Linked DNA regions of Mus musculus: region 2 is linked to region 1. A link is a loop called in an ENCODE intact Hi-C map of the cell type or tissue named here. Cell type or tissue: left cerebral cortex. All regions are shown on one strand. Links, peaks and the distances in the headings refer to the core of each region. The heading gives the core; the rest is flanking DNA. Region 1 has its middle 180 kb from the start of Rbfox1. Region 2 has its middle 120 kb from the start of Rbfox1.

The links. Peaks named below come from ENCODE experiments on the same cell type or tissue, not always from the same donor. Only the 100,000 strongest peaks of a DNase experiment are listed, where the experiment ranks them.
Region 2: a loop joins it to region 1, with 7 times the contacts of the local background. A loop is called at or near these places in 2 of 42 quality-filtered maps.

Annotation. Positions count from the first base shown.
Region 1 is chr16:6,884,880-6,894,137 of GRCm38, reverse strand. It overlaps a transcript of Rbfox1 not described here. Among named protein-coding and RNA genes, the nearest start is that of Rbfox1, 180 kb to the left of the region's middle. In left cerebral cortex, for the core only: no CTCF peak of the experiment used is centred there; a DNase peak (open chromatin) is centred at 4,748.
Region 2 is chr16:6,941,483-6,950,740 of GRCm38, reverse strand. It overlaps a transcript of Rbfox1 not described here. Among named protein-coding and RNA genes, the nearest start is that of Rbfox1, 120 kb to the left of the region's middle. In left cerebral cortex, for the core only: no CTCF peak of the experiment used is centred there; a DNase peak (open chromatin) is centred at 4,337; H3K27ac peaks cover 892 bases.

The DNA.
Region 1 (9,258 bases), core at 3,697-6,196:
CTTGCAAGGGAAGGTCTTGGGATGTGCCAGTCTTCCAAGTATGTATTACTTGTGAAATCCTGTGGTGTGTGTGTGTACGTGTATATGGTGTAGATCCTGCAAGTATGTATCTATACAAGTATGTGTAAGTATATGTGTGAATAAATATTGTATGTGTAGATGTGTGAGCATGTGAGTTCATCATGTATCTGTGTCTAGGTATAGAGGTTTGTACGTGTACACAGGCATGTACATGTATATATGTGAATATAGTAGCCTGTATGTTTGTATGTATGTGGGGTGTTTATGTGTCTGTAGCTGCCCTCCCAGACTTACAAAGTACTAATTTACAGTGTTGCTTTGTAAATAGTGATAAATAAAGTAGATGAACAAACAAGCCCCTGAGTGAGTATCCCATGCAGGGAAGGTCTTCTGAGAAGGTGTTCAGAGTGTGCAGGGGGCTGTACCCACACATCACTGGATGCTTGTTCCCATCCAAGGACAAAGAAAAGATTAAAAGGCTGAGTGAGGAGCAGCTCTGGAGAGAGGCGACCCCATAAATACAAGGTGTTGTTATTTTTATTTTTATTGGCACTTCTGCTGCCTTCAGGGGAGGGGGTAGGATATAGGAATATGGCTAATTTTCTGCTTGACTCCAGACACATTCTAAATTACTCAGCCACATTTTATTTTAAATTGACTAATAAAGAAACCTTACACCCCACACCTTCTCATATTTCCTTGGGTCATTTGATGTTCCCACCTTCTTAAATGACTCAGTTCTGACAGTGAAATTGAGACTGTGTGGAGGAAAAACCTGTCTCATGAATTGTCCTGCAGTCTGTCTCTCTATCAATCAATCTATCTATCTATCTATCTATCTATCTATCTATCTATCTATCCATCTATCTTTAATCTACGTCTTTCACACTCTTCCATTTCTCTTTGTCTTTTCCTATCTTTCTCCCTTTTTTACGTGCATACATACATGCTTCTGTGTATGTGCATATAGATGATCATATATGAGCATGTATATTGGGGTCTGAAGTTGAGGTCAGTATATTCCTTATATTTTTATACATGTAATTGTATGGGAGTTTGTTTCAGCTGAATGTTTGTATGTGTGTTTGCATGTAGGAGGTTCATTTGCTGGTATATGTGCAAGTAAGCACCTATGCATGTGTGTGTGTCATGGTGATATTGGATGTCTTTCTCAACTGCTATCCTCTTTATTTATTTAATCAGGGTTTCTCAATGAACCAGAAATTATCTAAGTCCAGGTAGTCTAGCTAACCAAATTGCTCCAAGGATCCTGTAAGCTGCCTTACCTATGCAGCTACTATGTGGCTATTTGGCACCAAACTCTTCTTTTCATACTTGAATGACAAGTACTTTATACATCTCCTCAGTTATCATCACTTTATGTTTCGGGATAGAGTCTCTCATGGAAGCAGAAGTTCACTGATTGGTGGAGCCCCAGGGATCCATTGAGCTCTGCTTTGCCATGGCTGGGGTTACAGTCATGCACCACTGCCTGCAGCTTTTCATGTGGGTGCTGGGGACTTGACCTCAGGTGTTTATCCCTTGCACAGCGAGCCCTTTACTGACTGAACACCTCCCAGCCTTCCAGTTGTCTTCCACTGTACCCATTTCTCTCTCCTTCTTTTGTTCTCAATTTGTCTACTCCTGAACACAAAGCGATTCTTTGCTTTTATGCTCTTTTAAAAGGGAGGGGTAATATGGGGAAAAGTATGTATGGCTTTTTGCTTTTTCCTTACATAAAAATAAATGGAAAACATTTTGCAAATGTCAAATGCTGTATAAAAGGGAAAAATATGAAGGGCATTGGACACATAAACAATGATACTAATGACAAATTTTACCTCTCTGAAAACCACTCACAACCACCCAATTCCAATTTGGAAGTTTTATCTCAAGGGTCAATAAACAGCTCTATCATAGATAGACTGTATTCGCAAAGAAATATTCCTCAGAAATGTCCAAAGATGAAATTGAGAAAAATAGAAGAAAAATAAAGAAAAAGATCACTAGAGTTGGCTATTTACTTGTAATCATTCATTCATTTATTCAACAGTATTTGAAGTAAGACTATATATTTCTGATGTTGTAAGACACTGGGAGCATCATGTTTAGAACAATGGAGGTGGACATGCCTTAATGCAGCAGCCTTGGGAGAGGAGACAGATAATTGAGGTATGCATACGCCAACAAGATAATGGCTGATTATGGTGTTGTAAAGCAGATGGCTTTGATTGACTGTCCAGAAAGACAGTCTCCAGGGAAAATAATACTGTAGAGGCCAAAAGCAAAGAAAGGGCCAGGCACATAGGAAAGAGTGCTAAAGAGAGCAAGCACAAATACTCATACAACTCAATTTTGGAATATTCCAGAAACTAGCTGACAGCTACAGTGGTTGATCCCAGAGCGGAGGCAGGAGGAGAAGCATAAGGAACAGGGTGTGGCTCTTGACTTGTGTGCCCAACCATGTTCTGGTGCTTCTGTGTCAAGGCTTATTTTACTTTACTATGTGTGCACGTGTGTGTCTGTGTGAATATATATTATATGTATGTGCCTGGAGAGGCCAGAAGAGGGCTTCTGAAACTGGAATTACAGGTGATTGTGAGCTGCCCAGCACGGATGCTCGGGGAAAGTGATAAGCCAGCCGGCTTCTATCTTAGACTTAAAAGCCATCTTATAGTAAAGATAAAGTAGGTTGGTTCCTGTTTGTGATTAATTCTGTTTCTCAAGGATTGGGCTATGTACCACTTGTAACTTTAACTACAGATGCTTCAGTGTTGCCTGATCCAGGAAATGACAACTTTGTCTTCATTTCAAAATGTTATATGACCATCTATGACTAGCTGGTAATGACCACCTTGTTACCACTACCTTACTATGACCACCTTGTAATCATCTCTCTGTTTTAGGAGATTGTTATGTTTTTCTAGCTATGCTTATGTTTTGCTTCTGTAACACTGCCTATTTGCCTTCTAAACCTCTAATTTGGAAATCCCCCTACTCTTGAACTATAAAAACCCTTACCTTATCCATGTTTAATGCCACTATACTGAACTCCACTTTTACGGAGAGATAGCCCAGGTACACAAATTTTTATCAAAGCTTGGTTTAATGAATTTGTCCATGATGATAAGGCTTGGTGAGTTTTCTCCTTGTATTTCTTATGGGGAAGCTAAACTGGGCCAGCACTGCTGTAATTAACATTGTGGAAGTTTACCGAGGTTTTGGTATGTTGGTGGCTTGGTCTTCCAATGGCAGTATTGAGTAATATGTACTTTCCAGGAATGAGGCATTGTGGGATGTCTTTGACTAAGTAGAAGCACATACTTACAGCAGAGACTGGGAGAGTCCTTGTAGAATCCTGGTTAGTTACTATATGAATCTTGTGATAAAAGCAGGAGCCTAATCTCGCCCAAGCTCCCTTATATCCTTGTCCAAGATGGTAGGATTGATGCCTTGAATATTATCACATGAAAGATAGTAGTGGCTCTAATCAGATGAGAGAGAGAGAGAGAGAGAGAGAGAGAGAGAGAGAGAGAGAGAGAGAGAGAGAGAGAGAGAACAAAGTGGAAGAAAGGAGGAAGAGAGAAAACAAAGTGGAAGAAAGGATGATACACAAACAACTTGAGCCAAGAAACACTTTGGTGTATTTTGTTTTTGTAAAGTCAGACTAGTTTAACTCAGTCTAAAGAAAATGATGTTGACCTGTCTACTGCTAGTCCTTTATCAGGTCTCCACTGTTACAATTCGTCCATCCTGCCAGGAGAAAGTAATATGTGATCCTAAACAGGATATTTGTATCTCCTCCTCCTCCTCCTCAGCTCAGAAAACATCATGGAAGAAGTAGCAAAAAAGTGTCAGAGCTAGGAGACACAGAGGCACACCATGGAAGGGCACCTTCTGGGCAAGACCTGGCATTGTAATCAAAAGGTCACTGCATGAGGTTACCACACATGATAGAAGCAGCAGGAACCCATCAACACATGAGCTCTACCCATCCCTGAGATACTGACCATTGGCAGTAAGTCATTGCTGGTGGAGTATTTGAGTTTCTTTAGTGGTGTAGTCATTGTTAAGTTGCCTGTGATGCAGCACATGAACCCTCACCCATTCTAATGCAGGCAAGCCCAAATAACCTCACAAGAAAGGAAGACCATGAAAGTCAGAGAGGACTTCTTGGAAGTGGAGGGGTGCACAAGAGGGTACAGGGCTAAAAGCAGTTGGAATTCATTATATATAAATATCAAACTGTCAAAGCAGCACTAAAGAAACAAAAATAAGAAAAATCATCAATGGCTCTCTCTAATGAAGTTCAGTTCCTAAGCCTTATGGTTTTGAACATGTACCATTCTATGTACATGGACCTGATTATATATCTTTGTAACACCCCTCACCACTTTAATCAGATTACTCTGTGACAAGATATAACTCTCCCATCAGAGAGGTCCATCAGAGAAGAGCCCTTGTCAGCTTTCTATTCCCAGAACCAAGCTCTGTGTCTAGCATCCTGTAGGCTCTGTGAAACCGATAAACATCAAAGTAGATGACCTGAAATTAACTCTCTGGGTATTTAAGATATGAAGGACAGGAAGTAATCTGAGACCAGCACAAACACCCACCCATCATTTCCTAGTCTTCTCTCAGGATCCTCCTACTCCCTCCCCAGCAGACTGTAAGTCTAGACACACTATTCAGAGACATCCGGAGCCTCCTTGACTGAGATGACTCAGAGCTGGTTCACTAACCACACGGAGTTCCCGGGGTCTGCTGAGGGAACTTCCTGGCAAAGCTCTGGAGGTGAGAGGCTCCAGCCTGACTTTCAGCTGAGCTTCATCCTCACACCCTCCTCTTCTCTACACTCCTACCTTGGGCTGTGAGTCTTGGAAGCCATGCATGAAATAGCAATTTCCTATGGAATTATTCCACAAAAGAACCTCACAGGGCTTTGTTCATGGAAAAAAATCATTGGAGATTGGGGTCTTGGGAGCCACGTATGAGAATGCAAATAAGATAAAATAAAATCATACATACTGGGCACTGGGCAGCATCATGCCACATCCCCTATAAGTAATTTCTGACTCATCTTTTGATCCCCTAACTCCCAATTCAATAATTCTTGTATGAGTTACCACTGAGAATTTTGTGCTTTAAGGGTTTTAAAATAGGATATATTGATTCAGATACTGCCAACAAATTGACATGGGAATGAGGACAAGTTCATTCATTCACAAAAAAATAAAAGAAAGAAAGAAAGAAGAGAGAGAGAGAGAGAGAGAGAGAGAGAGAGAGAGAGAGAGAGAAGGAAGGAAGGAAGAAAGAAAAAAAGAAAGAAAGAAAGAAAGAAAGAAAGAAAGAAAGAAAGAAAGAAAGAAAGAAAGAAAGAAAGAAAGAGAGACAAAGCATGGTGCCTTTTTTATACATAAGCTTATATATTCTTTTTTTTTGACTTAGCAATTCTACATCTAAGAATTTATTTATTTTTTTAAATTTTTTATTAGGTATTTTCTTCATTTACATTTTCAATGCTATCCCAAAGGTCCCCCATACCCACCCCCCCAGTCCCCTACCCACCCACTCCCCCTTTTTGGCCCTGGCGTTCCCCTGTACTGGGGCATATAAAGTTTGCAAGTCCAATGGGCCTCTCTTTGCAGTGATGGCCGACTAGGCCATCTTTTGATACATATGCAGCTAAAGACAAGTAAGCTTATATATTCATTCACAGTTTTTAGCCTCTTAAAATTTTAATTAGCTTACAAAAGTAGCAGTGTTTCTTATGACATTTTCACCATCTGAGTTGTAGTTGACACATCCCTTTCTGCTGTCCTCCATCCATCCTCCCCTACGGTTTCTACCTAAACCCTTCAACCCCCAGTATTCCTCATTCTGCCTTAATATCTCAAGTCTTCATAAGTTTCCCTACTACTGCCCATTTGAATCCTCTTTCCCACATCTTCTGGGTTCCTTTCAAGTTTTCCACATGTACTCACTCCCACAGAGTACAAACATGCCTTCTTGAAACATGTGTTTAGGAAGGTAGATGATACATGGAGAGAGAGAGAGAGAGAGAGAGAGAGAGAGAGAGAGAGAGAGAGAGAGAGAGAGAGAGGAGCATATAAAAATGAAGAGTGTCCATATTATAGTTGTGATGGGGGAGGGCGAATATGAAGGTGAAAGGATCAGAAAAGGTAACAAGGAGGTTCAGTAGGAAGAGGTGGCTTTTAAACTAGGTGATAAAGGTGTGAAGGATCCTGCTATTCAGAGAATGAAGAAAAGGATGGCAAAGCCAATATTTCTACAAGCCTGAAAGCCTTGGCCTTGACCATTGTCTTATTGTAGATTTCTTTGTGTAGCCTTTATATTCATTTTCATTTTCTTCCTTTCTATCAGCCACCCACTTACTTCTCTTCATTTCTGAGTTCTATCTTTCTGTCTTCCTTTGTTAAATCTTGTTCTCAAACACAGTCTTAGCATCCACATTATCTGACTACCCTTCTGGTGTCCTCAGCATTTCCATTTCCTCCATGCACTGTATCAGACCTTTGCATCTCCCTTCTTTGTAAAAAAAAACTTTTCCTTTTAAATCAATACTTGGATAGAAGTTCTCTTATTCAACCTTGGGAAAGTATAATGGTTAGCTTTGCCAACTTAACACAACATAGTATTTTTATTACCTGTGAAAAGAGGCTTTAGTGAGGGAATATTCACATCCTGTTGCTCTCTGAGCATGTCTATGAGGGATTGTCTTCAGGTAATTAATGTGGAAAGACTCAGCCTACTGTGGGTGACACCATTCCCTAGGCAAGGACTACTAAATTATGTAACAATGAGAAAAGTTGCATTGAGCTATACAAGCATCATTATGGATGTGAAATGACTAGAACTTTGAATTTCCTGCCTTGATTTTCCTACAATGGTGGACTACACTCTAGAATTGTGAGTGAAAATAAACCTGTCCTTTTCCTAAGTTCTTTTTAGTCAGCGAGCTTTATCACAGTCACACAAATAAAATTAGAATAACTCAATACTGAATTCCTCTCTACCTTCATCCGATAGGGTAGCAACTAGGCACAAAGGACCACAGAGTACATGCATTTAGCCTGGCTAAATCTGAGTGGTGATTTTCATTTAAGTTAGAATCATTTTCTAATTGTATAGCTACTGTGACCACCAGTTGCTATGTTGACAGTACAAAAAAAAAAAAAACTAGTCTTGGTCTAGTTTCTTGCAAATGAGATAAGAAGTTGAGAGGATGGTTCACTGAATAAAAACACTTGCTCTGTGAGCATGGGACATAAGAGTTCTGAATCACTAGCATCCATATAAAAAGCCAGGCGTGCCCATGCTTTCCTGTAACCAACACTAGGGGAAAGACACAAAGAGATCTAAGAAGTTCCTGGCTAGACAGTGCAGCTAAAACCATGAGCTTCTGGTTCATTAAGAGATCTTGTCTCAAGACAATAAAGTGAGCAATAGAAGAAGACACTTAATATCCTTCTCTAAGTATATAGGAAAGGATACAGACATGTGTACTCATGTGCATGCATCTCACACATAACATACATATATAACACCATACATACTCTCTCTCTTTCTATATGTGTGTGTGTGTGGTGCATGCATAATATAATATATAACATATATATATGCATGTCATATAAACATATACATTTATCATATATATATATTTGTGCGTGTATACACAGCACACACACACACTATCGCCAGCACCACGTAAACCACACAGGGATCACACACACATACCATCACCATTGCATATGCCACAACATGCACCACCACCACACACAGGGAAAGTTCTTCTGACTTCTCCACTGAGATCTCACCCTGAAGCCCTGACCAGGGGGCAAATGATCTAAAGAGACATTTGTGCCCCTTCCTGCTGCTGGCTGGCTTTTTTTTTCACTTGCAAAATGAGTGCATTTAACAGACAGAAGCTCACAGCTTGCAGGTCACAGCTGAAGGAAAGACACAAAAGGCCTCCTCTCCATGTGCCACAGTCACAGACCTAGGGAGGAAGGGTTTCCTGTCAGGCCTCAAAGAGAGAGATCTGACCCTAAAACTCCTGACTTTTCTTTCTTTCATAAATGAGGGAATTTAAGGCCAATTTCCTCTCCTGACACATTAATTAAAAAAAAAAAAGCTTGAAAAAAAAAAGCAACCAAACAAAAGCTGAGAAAGGAATGATTTTAGGCACCAGGCATCTCCCTCTCAGGAAAGTCCCAGTTTACTCATTTTCAGCTTCTGTCTGTCTTCAATCCTGCCTCACTCACAATGTTGGCAGACATGGCAAGAGAAGGGTAGACCTCTTTCTTCTGTGTGTATACGGCTGTCCAAAGTGTAACGAAACCCATTTTTCTTTTCCAATTTCTGTTTCCTAATTCCTTTGGAATACAGTGAAGCGGAGGGGGGTGTTGGCTTTTGTGCATAAGAGTTAAGCATCAAGTGTGTGTGGGCATCCCATGGTGCTGACATTCTCCACTGGAAGGGGCTCTGGGTTCCACACAGCTCAGCCACAAGCACTGCTTTGAGGACCTTGCATAGGCAGCTTTGAGCTTCACCAAGACAGTCTGCACTTTTGAGAAAGTTTGTCTGGTCAAAACAACAGCAGCAACAAGAAAAAACTTTTACCTTTGCCTGAGGCGATGGCTCAGCTGGTTCAGTGCTTGCAACACAAATGTGTGGGCCTGAGTTTAATTCCCAGGTTGCAGGTAAAAAGCCAAAGCATGGTGGTACAGCTTGTAACCGTGACAATGTGGGGGTGGGGGAAAGTGGATCCCTAGAGTGGGTCCCCTAGCCAGCCAACATGGCCTAATAGGTGAGATCTGAGACCAGAAATGATTAGCAGTTAAAGACCCTTGCTGTCATGCCTGATGACCTGGATTAAATCTCCTAGGACTGGCATTACAGCTTGCATGCACATATACAAATCAATAATAAACAAATGAAGGTACTCTTAAATTTGGGGGGAGATGCTCAGTGAGCAGAGGACTCTCTCACTGAATTGGATGACCTGAGACCAATGCCTGGGACTCATGGTAGAGAGAACAGACACCCTCAGGTTGTCCTTTGGTCTCACTCAGGAGCCTGGCATGTGCCCCCCCCTCACAGCCACAAATACACACAATGTATATAAATACAATGATAACAACAACAATAATAAACCACCATGGAGAGCACACAAAGAGGATTTGCACCTGGCATTATCCTACACATGCAAGCACA
Region 2 (9,258 bases), core at 2,782-5,281, 58 kb before region 1:
GTTCTGTACAAAGCTCAAGGTTTGGGGATAGTTGGAGATGTATTTAATGTAGTTTTAATAAAGTCTAATTTTGGACTGACTTCTGGTTTCTGGTTCTGGGGTGTGTGTGTGTGTGTGTGTGTGTGTGTGTGAGAGAGAGAGAGAGAGAGAGAGAGAGAGAGAGAGAGAGAGAGAGAGAGAGAGAAAGAGAGAGAGAGAGAGAGAGCATGTGGAAGACAAAGGGCAAGCATGGGTATCATTCCTCAGTTGCCATCTGCCTAACAAGCTTTGAGACAGGGTGTCTCACTGAGCCTGGAACACTCTCATTCAGCTAGATTCTCTAGCCAGTGGTCACTGGGCGTGTCCCCATGCTCCCTGTCCTGGGATTAAATGCACACGCCACCATGCCTAGCCATTTCACATGGGTTCTGGTGATGATTCTTGTATGAAAACTGAGCTATTCCACAGGCCCCGTTCCTGTTTTATGTTTCAGAGTTCTCGTCATCATTCCTGTGAAACTAATGGGTAGAAGAATAACAATTCTTAGAGGGAACAGAGGTGACATAATAAGGGGCATGTTGTGTCTGGTCAGAAACACACATGGCTGATCAAGCTGAAGCTGGTGAAATGAAAGGCTGAGCATGACCAGGGAACTGCCATAAAGCCTGGTGGATGACACAATATACATGGAAATGGGCTGCCATGTAATACTCAGAGGTAATGAAGATGCCATAAAAGAAAATACAATGTACACCTCTTGCTGATCAGGTAAGAAATGCCAGGGAGATCGATGGGGTTATTTGAAGACTCTCTGCCCACTCTATAGTAGTGCCTGGACATCTGCACAGCATTTCCATAAAGCCCTTGAAGATGCCAGGATGAGGCATGAGATGCCAATGAGCGGCAGAGGGCTAAATTGGCTTGGAAAGGGCAGGCAGCCCTGTGCACTGTAAGGAGCCCTCACATATGGAGTAGACTCAGAGCAGGGCTGGGAGAAATGAAGTAGTATTTCAAGTTAAGGTCATTTCTCTCACTTGCCCATTTTTCTCAGATAAAAAGAGAATTGTCATGTTATTTATAAACCCCAACCTAAAAAAAAATGGCATAAAGTGCTGTCTGTGTTCTCAGATGTTTCTGGGTCCATTTGAAATGTCCCCTTTTCAATTCTTCTTGGGTGGGAGCTGGAAATTCTCTTACCATTACCAGGAAATCTCCTTGTAAATGTTGTGGGCATGTGTTTGTCACTCTGTAAATCATCGCTCTGTGTTTGACAGGAATTCAAGATCACTTTTTAAGGCTAAGCTAACTGAGGGATGAGACAGCATTCTTAGCATTTCAATGCAAGCTCAAAATGACGGGCAGGAAAATCAGTCTTTAGCCATTATGATTGGCAGGAGGTTATGGTGTTGAAGGCAGTTCACTTCTGTGAGCTTACAAGTTTCTAACAAAAAAATACATGGAAGTAAATACCCCTGAAGTGTAGAAGTCTGGCAGTGTCCTTAGAAGGGTCACTGACACGTATCCTGGCCACGTTAAACATACAATAGATCGTCTGACCTCACACCCCTATCAATTCCCTATCCCTAGCCACCCTTATATAGAATGGTCACAAAATACTAAGAGATTGTTTCTTGTAAATCCATTGGATCTCAGAAGTCTTCCTATAAACATAAATTAGTCTATTCCTACTGACTTAACTCAGACAATCAACACTGCTCAGGCTTAAGGGCTTATTTTTCTAAACTAAGTCAGGAGTTAAGCACTTAAGTGCTAAACATTTTTTTGGTTGAGTTTCTCTCTCTGTCTCTCTGTCTCTCTGTCTCTGTCTCTGTCTCTGTCTCTGTCTCTCTCTCTCTCTGTGCTGTGTGTGTGTGTGTGTGTGTGTCTGTGTGTCTTTGTGTGTGTGTGTGTTGAAGTAAAGGTGCATGTGTGTGTACTCACATGTGGGGATATAGAGGTTGATAGCGGTGTCTTCTTCAATCGTTGTGTAAATTATGTTGAGTCACTCACTGGATATGGCAAATTTTGTCAGACATTCTGGCCAACAAGCCCCAGGCATCTCCAACCCTGGAACTATAGATGCACACTCAGCTTTTTATGTAGGTTTGAGGGATCTGAACTTGGGTCCTCACAGTTATATTGTAATCATTTTACCAACTAAGCCACCTGCCCTGCCTTGAGTTCTTAATTCTGGCTTAAAGAAAAGCTACCTGACCCTTGACTGAGTGCCCAAGCCACTCAGTCATATTTACTATGGTTTTCCCATGCTGTCAGGTGAACACTATCACTGGCATATTCTTGCACATGCTGAGCACTAATGCATGCCTTACTTTGGATGCATGAACACAATGTGGGTTTGTAAATTAGTACTTACTAGTTCTAGTTTCCCTCAAGGCAAGGTGGCAACTCTCTTCTTGGAGATAGTCTCTGGACTGATCACTTATTTGCTGATGACATTGGGAACAAGAACAACCTGAAGGTCCAGCCTTAAGCTGCACCACATACTAGTCAACACAGACGGTGGGACAGAACCGGGTAGGCAGAATCCCACCACCACAAGTAGCCAGGTGTCTTTCCAGATGTTTTAAATCAGTTGGCATTTTCCCAAATAGTCAAGTGGCCAAGGTGCATTTCTTCCCTTACTTTTTTCTATCTCTTAGCTTCTATCTTTACATCAATCAGGGAGTAGATAGAAAAAAGTAAGGGACTAAATATTTCACTTGGTTTTCATTGTTTTACCATACAGGAGACTGGAATTGTCTCTTCATCCTCTTCACTCAGTGACATTCTGTCTCTATAAAAGGGATATCTTACACAATGGGAGGGTGTGGATCTAAGGGACACTAGAAGGAGGGGAGATGAGGAAAGGGACGTATGGCATGGGGGAGGAAAGGAAGAGAAGATGTCAGAAGGAAGAAAAATTCAGGTTAAAGCCACATTACACTTTCGAAGAGAAGTAAAGAAAGTAAAGAAAATCAGCTTAGGTTTTTAGACAGGTCCCTGAACTTGTATGGGGCCCAGGGAAAAGGGTACCTGAGAGACATGCATATGCAAACCCAGGGTAGAATGGTGGGTAACATAGGCTATTGCCTAGGATAGATACATTCTAGATCTTTGCTATATGATTGAATATCTATATTTAGCAATATGCTATTGGCCACTTAAATTTGAGAGGATGGAGTTCATATTATATCTGCTTAGCATATTAAAATTCTCAGAAATGAAGAGAAACAGAGGTGATGAGAGAGGAGATAGTCTCTGCTAGGTACCTTCTTCAAGCCATTACTCCATAGGACAGCCCTCCCATAGGCACACCCACTCTTTCCATCTTCATTGTTCTCTCTGCCCTGTGCATCTCCTCTGCCTTTCTTGACAGCATGGGTTTTTAACTCTGATCTTCCTAAGATTGACCTTCTGCTTAGAACTCTGTAACTGCAGGTCTGCTCACTAAGGCACCATCCCATCATTGCAATTAACCACAAATTATCCTGGAAATTTGAGAATCTGATTACTCCTTGGGTGCCAAGTGTCTCTCCATTAATACAATACTGAAGTTCAAGAAAGCATAGGAAAGAGATTCCTATGTCACGAATATTGTTAGGATGACTGAATGCCACACCTACTGATCCTGGGAGGGAGGAGACAGAAGAGGCAGGGAGGCCAAAAGAAAGGAAGGTAGGACATCAGATAAGGAGAAAGCACACATAGAGAAAGGGCATGCCAAAAACCAAAAACAAACAAACAAACAAAAACACACAAAAAACGAAGGGGTGGGAAGGGTAGGGCTATAGAAGAAGAAAGACGGAGGGAGAAGAAAAGAACCAGGTGTGATAAGAGACAATTAAAATGGGAGAAGAAAAGATGGGGCATGCGCCAAGATTGTGGGAAAGAAAACAAAGGTAAGGAAGGGAAAGGGGATACAGGAGATGCAAGAGAAGGGGAGGCCAGGGGTTAAGGGAAGCCTAGCAACCAAAATGTGGGTAAGAAAGCATCAGTACCGTTCTCTGACATCCCACCTCTGGACCTGAGAGGCAGGGCAAGAGATGGGGTGAGAAGAGACCATTGTCTAAGATGGAGACCTGGATCGAATGGGGATTCTGAGTATAAACAACCTTCCCAGGTAGATGCAGGCACTCTGTAGAGGCATTCCGCTGCAGTCCACTGTGGAGAATGATGTTGCAGCCAGTTTTAATATAGAATGATGGAAAGTTAGGGGCACCTTGGCTGCAGCTCGAAATGTTAGTTAAAGATTGTGACAATCTTAAAATATAACGTGAGTGATGTTTGAGAACACAGCACAGCTTGCTCAGCCCTATGTAAAACAGATGCAAATCATATGTAAATGCACACGTGTTCTCCTTGGCTGGCTCTGACTGTATCTGCTTCTGTGCATGAAAGCGGTAGACACACTTGGATGTCTACTTAACTCAGTGAATGGTGATTCATACTCTGGAAAGGCCACGGCTGCCTTTCTTAGGTTATAACCATCTTTTAAGGAGTGAAGCATGGTGTTGATCTCTGCAAAAGGAAACGGGGAAGCACAGGACTCCATTTGTCATCTAGATGCTGGAATGGACTTTCAGGTGAAAGGGCTTACCTCTAAATGAGCTGAGAAGGCAAGGCAAGGCAAAGCAGCACTAGCTGAAGTCTCACTACATCGCTATAAGCACCTCACTGCGATTTTATCCCAATATATAGTTACTGCTATCATTTATGTGAGAGCTAATGCTGTCAATTACAACCTAGAAAGATCCTGGGAGCAGTCCCAATGAAGGATTGTCTACATCAGATTGGCTTCTGGGTATGTGTCTGTTGCTGATTATCTTGATCGCATTATTGAGATAGGAAGACTCACCCTGAAAGTAGCTGGCCCCTTTTCCAGGCCTGGGAGAGGAGGCTGAGTGAGCACACATGCATTCCTTGTTCGATGGTTTTTGTTATATATTTGAAGGGACTAGCTCTCTCAAACCTGGCTGCTGTCACTTCTCTGGTAGGACAGCCTGTAACCTGGAACTCTAACCCAAGATAAACTCTTTCTCCTCTAAGTTGCTTGTGTCAGGATGTTTTAGCATAGCTATAGGAAGTAAAACAAGGCCAGTTTGAATGTGACATGGCTCACAGATGTTCACAGGTTTGAACACCTGGTGCCCAATTGGTTGAGCTGTTGTGGAAGCCTGCAAAATCTCTTCTTGCTATGATTCATTGGAGGGAGTTGGTCACAGATAGAAGCTCCTTTGGGATATGTGATCCCTGGCTCCTTCCTATCATATTCTCTTCCAGGTCTTGCCATGATGTGAGGACCTTGGATACATGCTCATAATATTCTGGAACGGTTCCCTCATAATTTTGCTGTCATGATGAACCAAAGTGCCATGAAACCAAAGCAAAGTAGTTCCTTCTGTCAGCTATTCTGTCAGAGTGATGGGAAAAGCAACTGTTATTCCATCTTGTCTTAACATCTTATATGTAGGGCTCAATGGCCTTAAATACACACAGTGTATAAAAGTGTTCATAGTCATCACCATCTCTAGAATTCTGCATTATATAAAACTGAAACTCTGTCCCTGAAAAACAGTCCTTGGCCCCTCTAATTTCTATTCTATTCTTGGTCTCTATGATTTTCATATCTCTAACAATTTCTTGTAAGTGGAATGATCCACTTTTTGTTTATGTCTGGTATATTTCAGTTAATGCAATGTGCTTATGGCCTGTTTATAGAGAATGGAATTCCTGCCCCTCTTAGGGAAGGCTAAATAATAGTCCATTGTGTATGTCAATTTACTTATATAGTATGCACACGTTCATTGTACACTTGGTTTATTCATTCATCCTAACCACTCAGGTTAGTTCTGTATTAGATAGAGTGAATACCATTGCTACAAACATGACTGTACAAATATTTCCTTGAGACCCTGCTTTCCAAATTTTGGATTGTATCTCCAGAAGTAGAATTGTTAGGTCAAGTAATGTTTCCAGCTATTTAATGACTGCCTACACTGTTCTCTACAACAACTGAATAACCTCACATTTTCACCAATAGTCCAAGCAACCTTCATTTCCTTCACATCTTTGCTACCACATTATTATTTTCTTAATTGCAGCCATCCCACCAGATGTAGGATGCCCTTGCTTTTGTAACATTGCTTTGTACTCCCCTAACAATTATCCTGTGGCCTACCTTTTCATGTGTTTATTGGACATCTGCTTATCTCCTCTGGAGAAAGGCCTGCTCCAGGCTTATCCCGGGCCTATCCCAGGCCTTTCTCCAAGATTGAGTGGTGTTACTTGATTCTGGCTCTCTGCCCTGTTCTGTTTATGACTCTGGCTGGGGACATGGTTCCCAGGAGGAGACCGGGGGGGGGGGGTGTGGGGGAGTTCCAATGGCAACATCAGTGGCACAGATACACACATCTTCTCTCAGTACTCTTTCCTGAACTTTTATACATTCTCCCAGGACTACATCTAATCAAACCCCTTACACATGTCTACTGCTAGCATGGTCTAATCTACCTGATAACCTATTCAAACCTCACAACTAAGGCCTGCAACTGCTGCCCACGTTATGCTCTTGACTCTTAAGCTTTCCCATGCCCACATGGCCTCTCTCTATTCAACAGATAGGGAAAAGCTGGCTGCCATACTCCCTGGTCTAGCCAGACAACACTTTATTCATAACAAACTCTTGGCTGACTGTGGTACAGGGAAAACCACCATAGTCTCCCAGTCTCTGATGCTAGCTGATGCGTCCTTGTGACTTCCCATCACCAGCAGTTTCAAACTCTCTGGTCCCAGTGCTGCTCTGTGTTGGCCATGTTGTTTCCAGTGTCACCATATCCCTTCATCTTGAGCCTTCTAACTGTAAAAGCATGACCCCAAATTGCCCTCTGTACCTCAAGAGGCCTTCCCTTTTTCCTTTCTTCTGTGACCAACCATTCATCCTCCCATTTCCTTGCCTTCTGAAGAGTTTTTCCCTTTCAGAAATTGTTTCATATTTGTAAAGTTTGAATGTCCTTGCTATGGAGAAAAAAATCCAAAGTACTCCAGCAGTGATTGCTGACAGGATGCCACAAGTGGAAAATTCCATGCTTGACCTCCTGCAACAGGTTGCAGACAAAAGGCAGGCTGCACAAATAATAAAAAATATCATATGAAATTGCCTCCAGGATATGTGTCTAAGGTGCATATGAAACAGAAATGAACTTTGTGTTTAGACTTGGAAACCATCACATGATATCTCATATATATGTAAATATTCCACAGTCTTAAAAAAAACATGAGAAACAAAACACTTGTGCTCTCCAGCATTTCAAATAAAGGATGCTCAACCTGTATTTTGCACCTAAAATTGGGTTTTGCTCCTTACAGATTCCCAAAATAACTGTGGCTTAAATAAAGTACAGGCTTGTTTTCTCTCAATGGAAGAAGTTCCCAGTCAAATAGTCTATTTCAACCCCTTCTTCCTCCTTCCCTTTCCTCTCCCACAACACCTAAATGCATGACTGTAAAGGTTCCTAATTTCCTAAGGTTGACAAAGTAAGTGTAGACACAGAAATATGTGTGTAAAAGACTCCACATCATTATAGGGATTTCCAGAAGACTCATAAAGTCATTTCAATGGCTGCCTTTTTGGACCTCCCTCTTTGGTGGGAAAGCTAGGAACCTAGAATTCCTGTCTTTTTAATTTGGCCATATTGCCTATGACTAACTGGCCCTTTATCAAAGAAGATCTTAAGAAGAAACAAAAAACAATGGCTACCGGGTAGGCAGCTGGAAGGTTCTGCTAGAACTCCTTCCCAGGGGATTTTTCTTGACCAGAGCATATGAGCTCCACGCAAGAAGTGATACCTTCTGCACTGTACATCACACGATCTCATACTCTACTGCACTGTGCTGTATGCACCCTGTAAACAGAGGCCTGGCAAGAATCTGCTGGGTCAGGACGAAGCACTTAATGGGTTCTTTTCCTAGAAGATATTTAAGAATACACAAAGAGTAGCTGCGGGTGGGTGCTGGCGGTGAGTCAATCAAGCAACATACGGTCCCGAGTTAAATTCCTAGAACCTATATAAAAACAAAAACATAAACAAAAACAAAACCAAGGACTTGATGGTACATGCTTGTATTCTTAATACAGAGGAAGAATTCTGAGGAAGAAGTATCAGAAGAGTCTCTGGGGCTCAGTGGCTAGTCAACCTAGCTAAATTAGCAGGCAAAATCTCGGCCAATGAGTAACCAAGTTTCAAAGTCAAGGTGAACGACACCGAAAAGAAGATAACCCAACACGTACCTTCACACACATGAGCACAAACATATACATGTACAAAAGTCAGGCATGACGGAACACAATGGTAATCAGTGGGGAAGCAGAGGATGGAGAATGGGGAGTGTGTACCCAGTATGGATTATACAGCAAGATCCCATCTTTAAAGATCAAAGTGTGCGTGGCTCTCTTCTGTCCCATGCAGTAATTTCCACTAGATACACCAGCATCCTGTGTTCATCAGCCCATCCACATTCCCACACTACCCCTTCCCTGGATTTTAACTCAAGAGTTCTATCATTAGGTAGGTCGGTCTACAATGAGAATTGGACAATTTGTTTTTGTTTTTTAATCACAACTCAGTATGAGGAGGAGGTACTTTTGTTGGTTATTAAACGTGAGGCCCTGAGTTGAATTCACAGATGCCAGGGGGAAATGCTGGGTTATGGCTTGTGTTTGTAATCCAATGCTGGAGAAGCAGAGACAGGTATATGCCTGTGGCTCGCTGGCTAGTCTAGATTATATAGTATGTCCCAGGACAGTGGGAGAATGACGTCAAGTTTATCTTCTGGCCTCTGCACATATTTATACACATGGACATCTACCCTGACACACAACATCCCACCCCAACACACACACACACACACACACAAAACACCACTGATTTCTTATCACATTCAAATTGCAAATGAAGTTACAGGGCTGGACCAATGAAAACCTTTCTCAAGGACACCCCATGTTTCTGTCCTAGAAAATAAAATGGAGCTACAGTGTGACCAAAGATTTCCTTCCAGAGTTTTTCAGGCATTTGACCTATACCTTTGGCTCCTTCAGGAACAAGCAATAGCAAAGAGCTGTCCTAAGATTGCTCAAGTCCTCAGATCTCATCCTTGCTTCCTCCCACCACCACCTAACACCACACTCGTGGCAACAGGTCCCCAGCTCTGTTTAAAACTTCCAAAGCCCCAGGTGCCTGCTGCCTGGAGCCCTCAGACATCCGTTTCCAAAGACATTTTAGA